Regions from separate parts of the Homo sapiens genome. Here regions 1 and 3 are each linked to region 2. Evidence: chromatin contacts called from ENCODE Hi-C data. All regions are on one chromosome and are shown on one strand. The core of a region is the stretch at or near the end of the contact, and the rest is flanking DNA. Distances in the headings are between cores, read along the strand shown. Region 1 holds the start of SUMO1 (small ubiquitin like modifier 1). Region 2 holds the start of TYW5 (tRNA-yW synthesizing protein 5). Region 3 holds the start of FZD7 (frizzled class receptor 7).

Region 1 (2,700 bases), core at 176-2,675, 2.3 Mb after region 2:
GGTAAGGAGATCGAGACCAGCCTGGCCAATATGGTGAAACCCCGTCTCTACTAAAAATACAAAAATTAGCTAGGTGTGGTGGTGAGTGCCTGGTGGTGAGTGCCTGTAATCCCAGCTACTCGGGAGGCTGAGGCCCGAAAATTGCTTGAACCCAGGAGGCGGGAGGGTGCAGTGAGTGGAGATCGCACCACTGCACTCCAGCCTGGCGACACAGCGAGACTCCGTCTCAAAAAAAAAAAAAAGTCAAAGTCGTCTGAGCAAACAAAAGACCAGACAAAAACTTTATGAATTAAAAACTAGCCATAAAGTTGTTTAATTAGAACAGGATGAGGAAGAAAAGGGGAAATCGATCACTCCTGATTAAGTGCAAATCCCAAGTAAATTATTGATACTAACAGTGAGCTGGAGCACTTTGCCTTACCAGGCAACTTTCTGCAAATATTCTGCAACGACTCTACATACACAAAGTTTTCCTATGCTTTTCCTCAAAAATATGAGACTTCCTCAGGTTAATGCCCAGGTGAGATGCTTTTTGTTGCTCTAGCAGTTTAGTTCTATTTTCTTTCTTGGTTATTATGAATGCTCTCTTACAACTGGAGAGCTAGGATGAACCAATCCCGAGTAAGAAACGGGAAAGTACAGTAAAGAGGCGACAGCTCTGCACCCCCACACGGAAAAAGACTCAGAGGAGAGCAGCGGCATCCTTGCCCTAGCTCCAATCCGAACGGAGGCAGGATTCCCAACAACATCGGACGTCTCCCTCCCTCGCCGCCCCACGCCCTCCCGACGAAGAAGCAAAAAGTGGAGAGTCCAGCCGCTTCTCAGGGCCACGGAGCCTCCCAGTCAGGGATTCTCTCCCGTTACATAACTAAGGCCTAGGGCCCTGCTTCTGCGATTAGTCCTCTGGAAGGAGACGGACGGGTTCTCCAGAGACCCTCCCAGGGAGGTGGAAGCGGGGCTCTGCACCTAGTCGACCCGGGAGAAAGAAGTGGGACGACATGAGGGAGGCCGCCACCAAAGGCGGTGGGGTACGGGGGTGATGAGCGAGCCCGGAGAGGGGCGGGCGGCTCCGGGAGCCCCGCAGCAGGCCCCGGCACCTCCGGCCGTAGTCGGCTCCTCTCCCTCGCCTGCCTAGTCCCCACCGGCCGCCCCCTCCCCCATTCCGCGCTCCCCTCCCCCGCGCCTCCATCCCCGACCCCAGCCTAGCGGCAGGCAGACCTGCAGGGAAGGCCCTGGCCACCGCCGTTGGATGGCTCCCAGCCCGGTACCTGGTCAGACATGATGACGGTGGCTTCACCCGGGGGTCTCCGCACAGCAGCGGCCTCGGGTAAGCAGAACCTCGCTCCGGGGTTTACAAATCCTTCTCCCTTCCCCACAGCACAACACCGCGGCTGCAGTAACTTCCGCTACGCCTCGCGTCACTTCCGCTTCGCGCAGGGAGGAGGGAGAGAGAGAAGAGAGGAAAGACAAGGCGGGAAATGGGTGGGGGAGCAGCCAAGGGGAGGGGCAGGCTGTGGAGCTGCTTTGCCGGTGGTCGCGCGGGTGAACGGCAGTTTTGTCAGCTCCTTCAAGGACCAGGTCCTGCGCATCAGTACTAGGGCCATCCCCCAGGAGCAAAGGTCCTGGCTCCATGTCTCAATGTTTGGAGCCACTCTCACAACCTAGATTGCTCTCTCCGTTACACCTTGCGCGTCTCTGACGACTGAGCCGAGATACTTCTTTTGTCTCCTCCCAGCCTTGCTCATCAACCCCCAACCCCCAAATATGTTTATTTGAATGCCAGTACTTCTAGCTCTAGAACCAACATTTTCGGTTAACCAGCACCCTTGCCAAACACATGACCGTGATTTAAAACAACAAGAAAGCAACGACCCAACACAATCTTGACGGCTACTGATGCTAAAGACCGCTGCTGAAAGTTCTAAATGGGGAGTGAGTAATTCCAACCCTTGAATTGGTTGCTTTGAGTTAAGGTTAAAGAATGATTCTTCTTGGCAGGGCGCTGTGGCTCACGCCTATAATCCCAGCACTTTGGGAGGCCGAGGCGGGCGGATCACCTGAGATCAGGAGTTCGAGACCAGCCTGGCCAACACGGTGAAACCACGTCTCTACTAAAAATAACAAAAATTAGCCGGGCGTGGTGGCTGGCGCCTATAATCCCAGCTACTAGGGAGGCTGAGGCTGGAGAATCGCTTGAACCCGGGAGGCGGAGGTTGCAGTGAGCCGAGATCCGCGCCATTGCACTGCAGCCTGGGCGACAAGAGTGAAACTCCCTCTCAAAAAAAAAAAGGTGGCGGGGGGGGCGATTCCGCTCCCCTCGCATGGGGAAGCAGGCTCTGACCGGCCTGCAGAGCTGCAGCAGCCCTTTGCGCCCTCCTCGCCCTCCCCACCAACATCATGCTCCAATTCCTGCTTGGATTTACATTGGGCAACGTGGTTGGAATGTATCTGGCTCAGAACTATGACATACCAAACCTGGCTAAAAAACTTGAAGAAATTAAAAAGGACTTGGATGCCAAGAAGAAACCCCCTACTTCATGAGAATGCCTCCAGCACTGCCTTCGGGATATACTGATTCTACTGCTCTTGAGGGCCTCCTTTACCATCTGAACCAAAAGCTTTTGTTTTCATCTCCAGCCTCTGGGCTCCTCTTTGCTAGACCCTGTGTTTTTGGCTTTAGAGCAAGCAAAATGGGGCCTC
Region 2 (2,724 bases), core at 195-2,694:
CTCTCCCGTAGGTTGCTATCAAAAGAAAAACTTCATTCCTCCCGCATCCCCCCAACCCCGCCTTTTTTTTTTTTAAGCTAGGGTCTCACCCTCTCGCCCATGCTGGAGCAGTGGCAGGATCATGGATCACTGCAGCCTCGACCTCCCGGGCTCAAGCAGATCCTCCGACCTCAGCCTCCAGAGTAGCTGGGAATACAGGCGTGCGCCACCACGCCCGGCTAATTTTTGTATTTTTTGTACAGACGGGGATTCACCATATTGGCCAGGCTGGTCTTGAACTCCTGACCTCAAGTGATCCACCGACCTGGGCCTCCCAAAATGTTAGGATTACTGGCATGAACCACGGCGCCCAGCCCATCCGACTTTTGTAACACTCAGAATTGTAGTTTTGTTTGTTTGTTTGAGACCGAGTTTAGCTCTTGTTGCCCAGGCTGGAGTGCAGTGGCGCGATCTCGGCTCACTGCAACCTCCGCCTCCCGGGTTCAAGCGATTCTCCTGCCTCAGCCTCCCGAGTAGCTGGGATTACAGGTATGGGCCACCACCATGCCCGGCTAATTTTGTATTTTTAGTAGAGATGGGATTTCTACTGGCTGGTCTTGAACTCCTGACCTCCGGTGATCCGTCCGCCTCGGCCTCGCAAAGTGCTGGGATTACAGGCGTGAGCCACCGCGCCCGGCCCCAGAACTGTAATTCTATGACCACCCTTATAAATGTAAATATCAGGTAAGAAAATTGCTGGGTATTTTTCCTACCATAAACTGACTTACTGTAATCCTGTGGATTTTTCCTTTTAATACCTTGTTTTTCTTAGGTCTGGACTCCCTTGAAAAGCACTGCAAGTAAAAGCACTTTTTGTTTCCCTAATATTTCTCTATGAGTTTTCTTTTAAAGACCTAAGGTTCTAACTACAGGTATAAAAGACTCCAATGTCGGAACTAGAACCTAAGTAAGTTAGAATTCAAGACGAGTAGGAGTTTTCCGGGGGAATCCCATTGCTTTCCTTTTTGGCTCAGTGGAGTGAAAAGTTGTGCCTTCAAATCCATTAATTCGGAGCAGACTGACAGATGCGGAGTAAAGAGTTTAGGCAAAATACCTCTCGCACTCAGCTCTCCGCCATCATCTTGCTCCCCAGAAACATGGGACTTTCTCCGGAAATTTCAATAGAGGAGCCAGTCGGCGTCCCCCGTGCACCTTTCCCTTGGTCTAAGGGCCAACCAGTGATCTGCTGCCGTCCTGCGCCTCTTTCCCACACCCTGGGTCTCTAAAAACCAGTTCCCAGCTGTCCGAAAGGTAAAGACGTGTCTCTCGCTGGTTTCTCGAGGTTCTGCCCCGCGCGAGGGCCTCACCTGTGGGTAGAGGTGCTGCATGAACTGCTCCCGAGAAACGCCCTCCAGCCGGGGTACCGGGAGGTGCTGCCCGGCCATGGTTGCTCACGCCTGCCCTCTTCCAGGTCTTCGGAACTTCGGCTCTAAAGCGTTCCTCAGCGCCATCCGCCCGGAAACACGAGCGACAGAGAAAAGGTCCGCGAGGCCGGCAGACTCCAGAGTGGCTGGGTCCGAGCGCGGGGCGGGTTGCCGAAGGGCCTCGGCCTGGGCTGCGTGCTGGAGAGCGGGGACGGGGCCGACTCACCAGAGGCTGCAGCAACAGGTCCACTTTGCTCTCCAGTCTCTTTCTCCGACACCGCTGAGGCGGTTTCCCACCGACTTCCTTTCCATACAGCACCGGCAGGCACCGGTGTGAAGGGTCATAAAAATGGCGCTGGCCGCTCGTTTGCTACCCCAGTTCCTGCACTCTCGGTCGCTGCCCTGCGGGGCCGTCCGACTCCGGACTCCTGCTGTGGCCGAGGTGAGGCTGCCGTCGGCCACACTTTGCTACTTCTGCCGCTGTCGCCTCGGCTTGGGAGCGGCGTTATTTCCACGAAGCGCTAGGGCCTTGGCAGCCTCGGCGCTACCTGCCCAGGGCTCCCGGTGGCCAGTGCTCAGCAGCCCGGGACTCCCCGCAGCCTTCGCTTCTTTCCCTGCCTGCCCTCAGCGCAGCTACAGCACGGAGGAGAAGCCCCAGCAGCACCAGAAAACCAAGATGATCGTCCTGGGATTCTCCAACCCCATCAACTGGGTTAGGACTCGAATTAAGGCCTTCCTTATCTGGGCCTATTTCGACAAAGAGTTCAGCATCACAGAGTTCTCCGAGGGAGCGAAGCAGGTTTGTTTATTTCCCTGATTGACCTATCCGTCTCTAATGAGTTCAACTATTGCTCGCAGAAGTGCTTAGCAGTGAGTTTTCTTCACTGGGATACAAGTGATCAAACGTGATTAGTGGCCCAGACATAGAGCCTTCCAGCCATTGCTTGACTTAAAGTAAGCTTCTGGGCCGGGAATGGTGGTACACGCCTGTAGTCTCAGCTACTTGGGAGGCTGAAGGGGAGGATCGCTTGAACCCAGGAGTTGGACGTTGTAGTGAGCTGTGATCGTGCCATTGCACTCCAGCCTGGGATACAGAGCCAGGCCCTGTCTCAGAAAGAAAAAGCTATATGGCTCATCTTGTCTGAACATAATTTTCAAATTTACAAAGTGGGCAAGACAATGCCTGGCACATAGTAGGCACTCCATGAATGTTTGCTGAATACATTAATAAATGGGTAAGATTGAAGAATAATTGAGATAACATTTCCAAAGTGCTGTAATGTCACCTTGGGTAGAAGAGCAGAACTTCCTGCCAGCTATT
Region 3 (2,700 bases), core at 88-2,587, 2.1 Mb after region 2:
AGGAGGAGAGATTGATTGATTGATTTTTTTCTTTTCCTTCTCAACATGTCACTTTCCTGCATGGGAATTCCTGATATTCCTGGCAGCCCGGAGAGAGGGGAGAGGCCCCCTGGTGACTTATGACCCCCGCAGGAGTAACCAGAGAGCGCGCGCGAGCGCCCAGCGCCTGGCTCAAGACGAAGATTTAACCGAGAACAAAAGAACGTTTGCCAATCAGAAAACGCTACCCGAGAACGAGGATAACCCCGCTTTGTGTTTTGAAAACTCTTTAATTAGCCTGGTTTCTAAGACGCATTAAAACATTCCTACGCAGATTCTAAATGGAGGATCAAATGGTTGCTTCTGCAACGAAGATGGGATCCCGAAAGGGCACACGCCGCAGAACCAAGGCACACGGGGCCACTGAGACGCCCGGCGCGTCGTACAGAGTGTTCCTGGGCGCTCGGTCTCAGGTTACTTCTAGAACCAGTCTCCCCAACGCCGTCTTCGTTTCCTTAAAACCTCGCTAGAGTCACCCCAGTTCCCCAGACTCCAGGCCGTGCGCGCGGGCGGGGTGGCCTGAGCCCGGGTTCCCCGCTCTCCCTGCTTCGGGCCCTTCCTCCGAGGGGTCCTTCCTCCCGCCGTCACTCGGCCCCCTCCGCCCGACTCGGGTTTCTCCTCGGAGGCGGCCCCTCCTCCTTTTTATAACTCGGGGGAGGGGAGAGGGGACTGTGGCCTCGCGTGGACTCTTTGGGTCCGGGGGGAAAGAGGCGATCCGCAAGGCGCACCCCCTTCTCGTCCCGTCCCAAACCCCACATTGAGGACCCGGCGACCCGAAAGCCCCGCCAGAGCCAGCCTTTGCAGTCCTAACGCGACTCCTGGTCACGTCTCTCCCCGAAGGGGCGCTGCGCGGTCCTCGCTCCCCTCAAACGCCGCTGGCGAAGGCGCCCCTGCTCAGGAATGCGCATCTGAGTGCACCAGGAAGAGGAACAAATCTTTGAAGCAAATTCCCTTTCTGCGCGTTTTCGTCCCTGAGCGAATTCAGGGTAAAAGTTTTTCCGAACTTTTCCCTCCCAGTCCCCCGCCCCTCCCCTCAGGAATCCGCCCAGAGCGCCGCGGACACCGCCTCCGCCACTCCCGCGCCCGCCCCTTCCGACTTCCGCCCAATCCGAAGGCGGCCACCGAAAAAACAAAGGCCGCCATTGGGCCGCCGGGGCCTGGGGCCGCCCCCGGAGTGGTTTGTGAATGGGGGGGGAGGGGAGGGGAGGGGAGGGGACGGGAGGGGACGGGAGGGGGCGGGCCGGCCCGGAACCCCGCGAGCCCGACGCTTCTTCTGGCGACCAGCGCGACTCCGAGGCGTTAGTCGGCGCTCACTCCCGGCGGGCGGCGGCGGCGGCGGCGGCGGCGGGCGCCAGGACTCGCTGCTGGGGCTGCGAGGGGCTGGAGGGGCCGGGGCCAGGCCGCGGGCACGAGCGCCTCGCGGTTTCGGACGCAGTGTGACTGGGTTTCCAAAAAGAACTCGCCGTGCTCCCGACTCCGGGGCCGAGATCGGACTCAGCAAGAGCCGGCCGTTTGGCTGAAACTTGGGGCCGAGCTTTTGGGGCTGAAGAAGGAGCGGGGTGTGGAGGAGGAGGCGAAGGAGGCGGCGACGAGCGGAGCCTCGAGGCCAGGAGGCGGGGCAGCACCGCGGAGGCGGCGGCCGGGGCGAGCGAGCGGCGGCGGCAGGGGTTCTCCTAGCGGGGACCGGACCAGGCGCGGGGGGCGTGCGCGCTGCGGTGCGCCGGGGGTCCAGAGTCTTGGGCAAACTTTGAAGGGTGCCGGAGCCGCTTGTTGCTCCTCGCGGCGGAGGGAGCCGCACCGTTACGTCCCCGCGGGGAGAGCGAGGCGGCCCTCCTCGGCGCCCCCAACCCAGGCTGACGAGTTTTGGGCCCCCGGCGGCCCTGCGAGTGCAGGGCGGCGGCGTCTGCGGCGCCTTCGCGGCGCGGGCACCCAGGCGGCAGCGCCCTTTGCTCCACGCCGCCCACGGCCCGGCCCCGGCGCCGTGAGGACTCTCATGCGTCGGGCGCGGCGGCGCCTCCCCGCATCCAAGCCTCTCCCAACCGCCTCGTCGCACTCCTCAGGCTGAGAGCACCGCTGCACTCGCGGCCGGCGATGCGGGACCCCGGCGCGGCCGCTCCGCTTTCGTCCCTGGGCCTCTGTGCCCTGGTGCTGGCGCTGCTGGGCGCACTGTCCGCGGGCGCCGGGGCGCAGCCGTACCACGGAGAGAAGGGCATCTCCGTGCCGGACCACGGCTTCTGCCAGCCCATCTCCATCCCGCTGTGCACGGACATCGCCTACAACCAGACCATCCTGCCCAACCTGCTGGGCCACACGAACCAAGAGGACGCGGGCCTCGAGGTGCACCAGTTCTACCCGCTGGTGAAGGTGCAGTGTTCTCCCGAACTCCGCTTTTTCTTATGCTCCATGTATGCGCCCGTGTGCACCGTGCTCGATCAGGCCATCCCGCCGTGTCGTTCTCTGTGCGAGCGCGCCCGCCAGGGCTGCGAGGCGCTCATGAACAAGTTCGGCTTCCAGTGGCCCGAGCGGCTGCGCTGCGAGAACTTCCCGGTGCACGGTGCGGGCGAGATCTGCGTGGGCCAGAACACGTCGGACGGCTCCGGGGGCCCAGGCGGCGGCCCCACTGCCTACCCTACCGCGCCCTACCTGCCGGACCTGCCCTTC

What was found. Hi-C counts contacts between places; a loop is a spot of excess contacts on that map. Pooled maps may share reads with other maps.
Region 1: a pooled map shows a loop between it and region 2 (7-fold over the local background). The contact joins the promoter of SUMO1 here to the promoter of TYW5 in region 2. A Hi-C loop is called at or near these places in 5 of 50 pooled maps.
Region 3: a loop to region 2 is called in a map of B cell, with 12 times the contacts of the local background. The contact joins the promoter of FZD7 here to the promoter of TYW5 in region 2. A Hi-C loop is called at or near these places in 2 of 168 maps with a recorded cell type or tissue (B cell and CD8-positive, alpha-beta T cell) and 5 of 50 pooled maps.

What each region holds. Positions count from the first base shown.
Region 1 is chr2:202,237,172-202,239,871 of GRCh38, forward strand. SUMO1 (small ubiquitin like modifier 1) reads right to left here and starts at 1,426. Exons shown (of 5, transcript NM_003352.8): 1 at 1,269-1,426. The coding sequence starts at 1,280. It also overlaps the pseudogene STMP1P1. RefSeq lists a silencer at 891-1,080.
Region 2 is chr2:199,954,047-199,956,770 of GRCh38, forward strand. TYW5 (tRNA-yW synthesizing protein 5) reads right to left here and starts at 1,445. Exons shown (of 8, transcript NM_001039693.3): 1 at 1,347-1,445. The coding sequence starts at 1,424. MAIP1 (matrix AAA peptidase interacting protein 1) reads left to right here and starts at 1,536. Exons shown (of 5, transcript NM_001394955.1): 1 at 1,536-2,202. The coding sequence starts at 1,753. RefSeq lists enhancers at 1,089-2,288, 1,399-1,518, 1,689-1,848, 1,869-1,968.
Region 3 is chr2:202,032,518-202,035,217 of GRCh38, forward strand. It overlaps FZD7 (frizzled class receptor 7), which reads left to right and starts at 1,338. Exons shown (of 1, transcript NM_003507.2): 1 at 1,338-2,700. The coding sequence starts at 2,131. RefSeq lists silencers at 920-1,469, 1,580-1,659 and enhancers at 2,222-2,700, 2,260-2,379.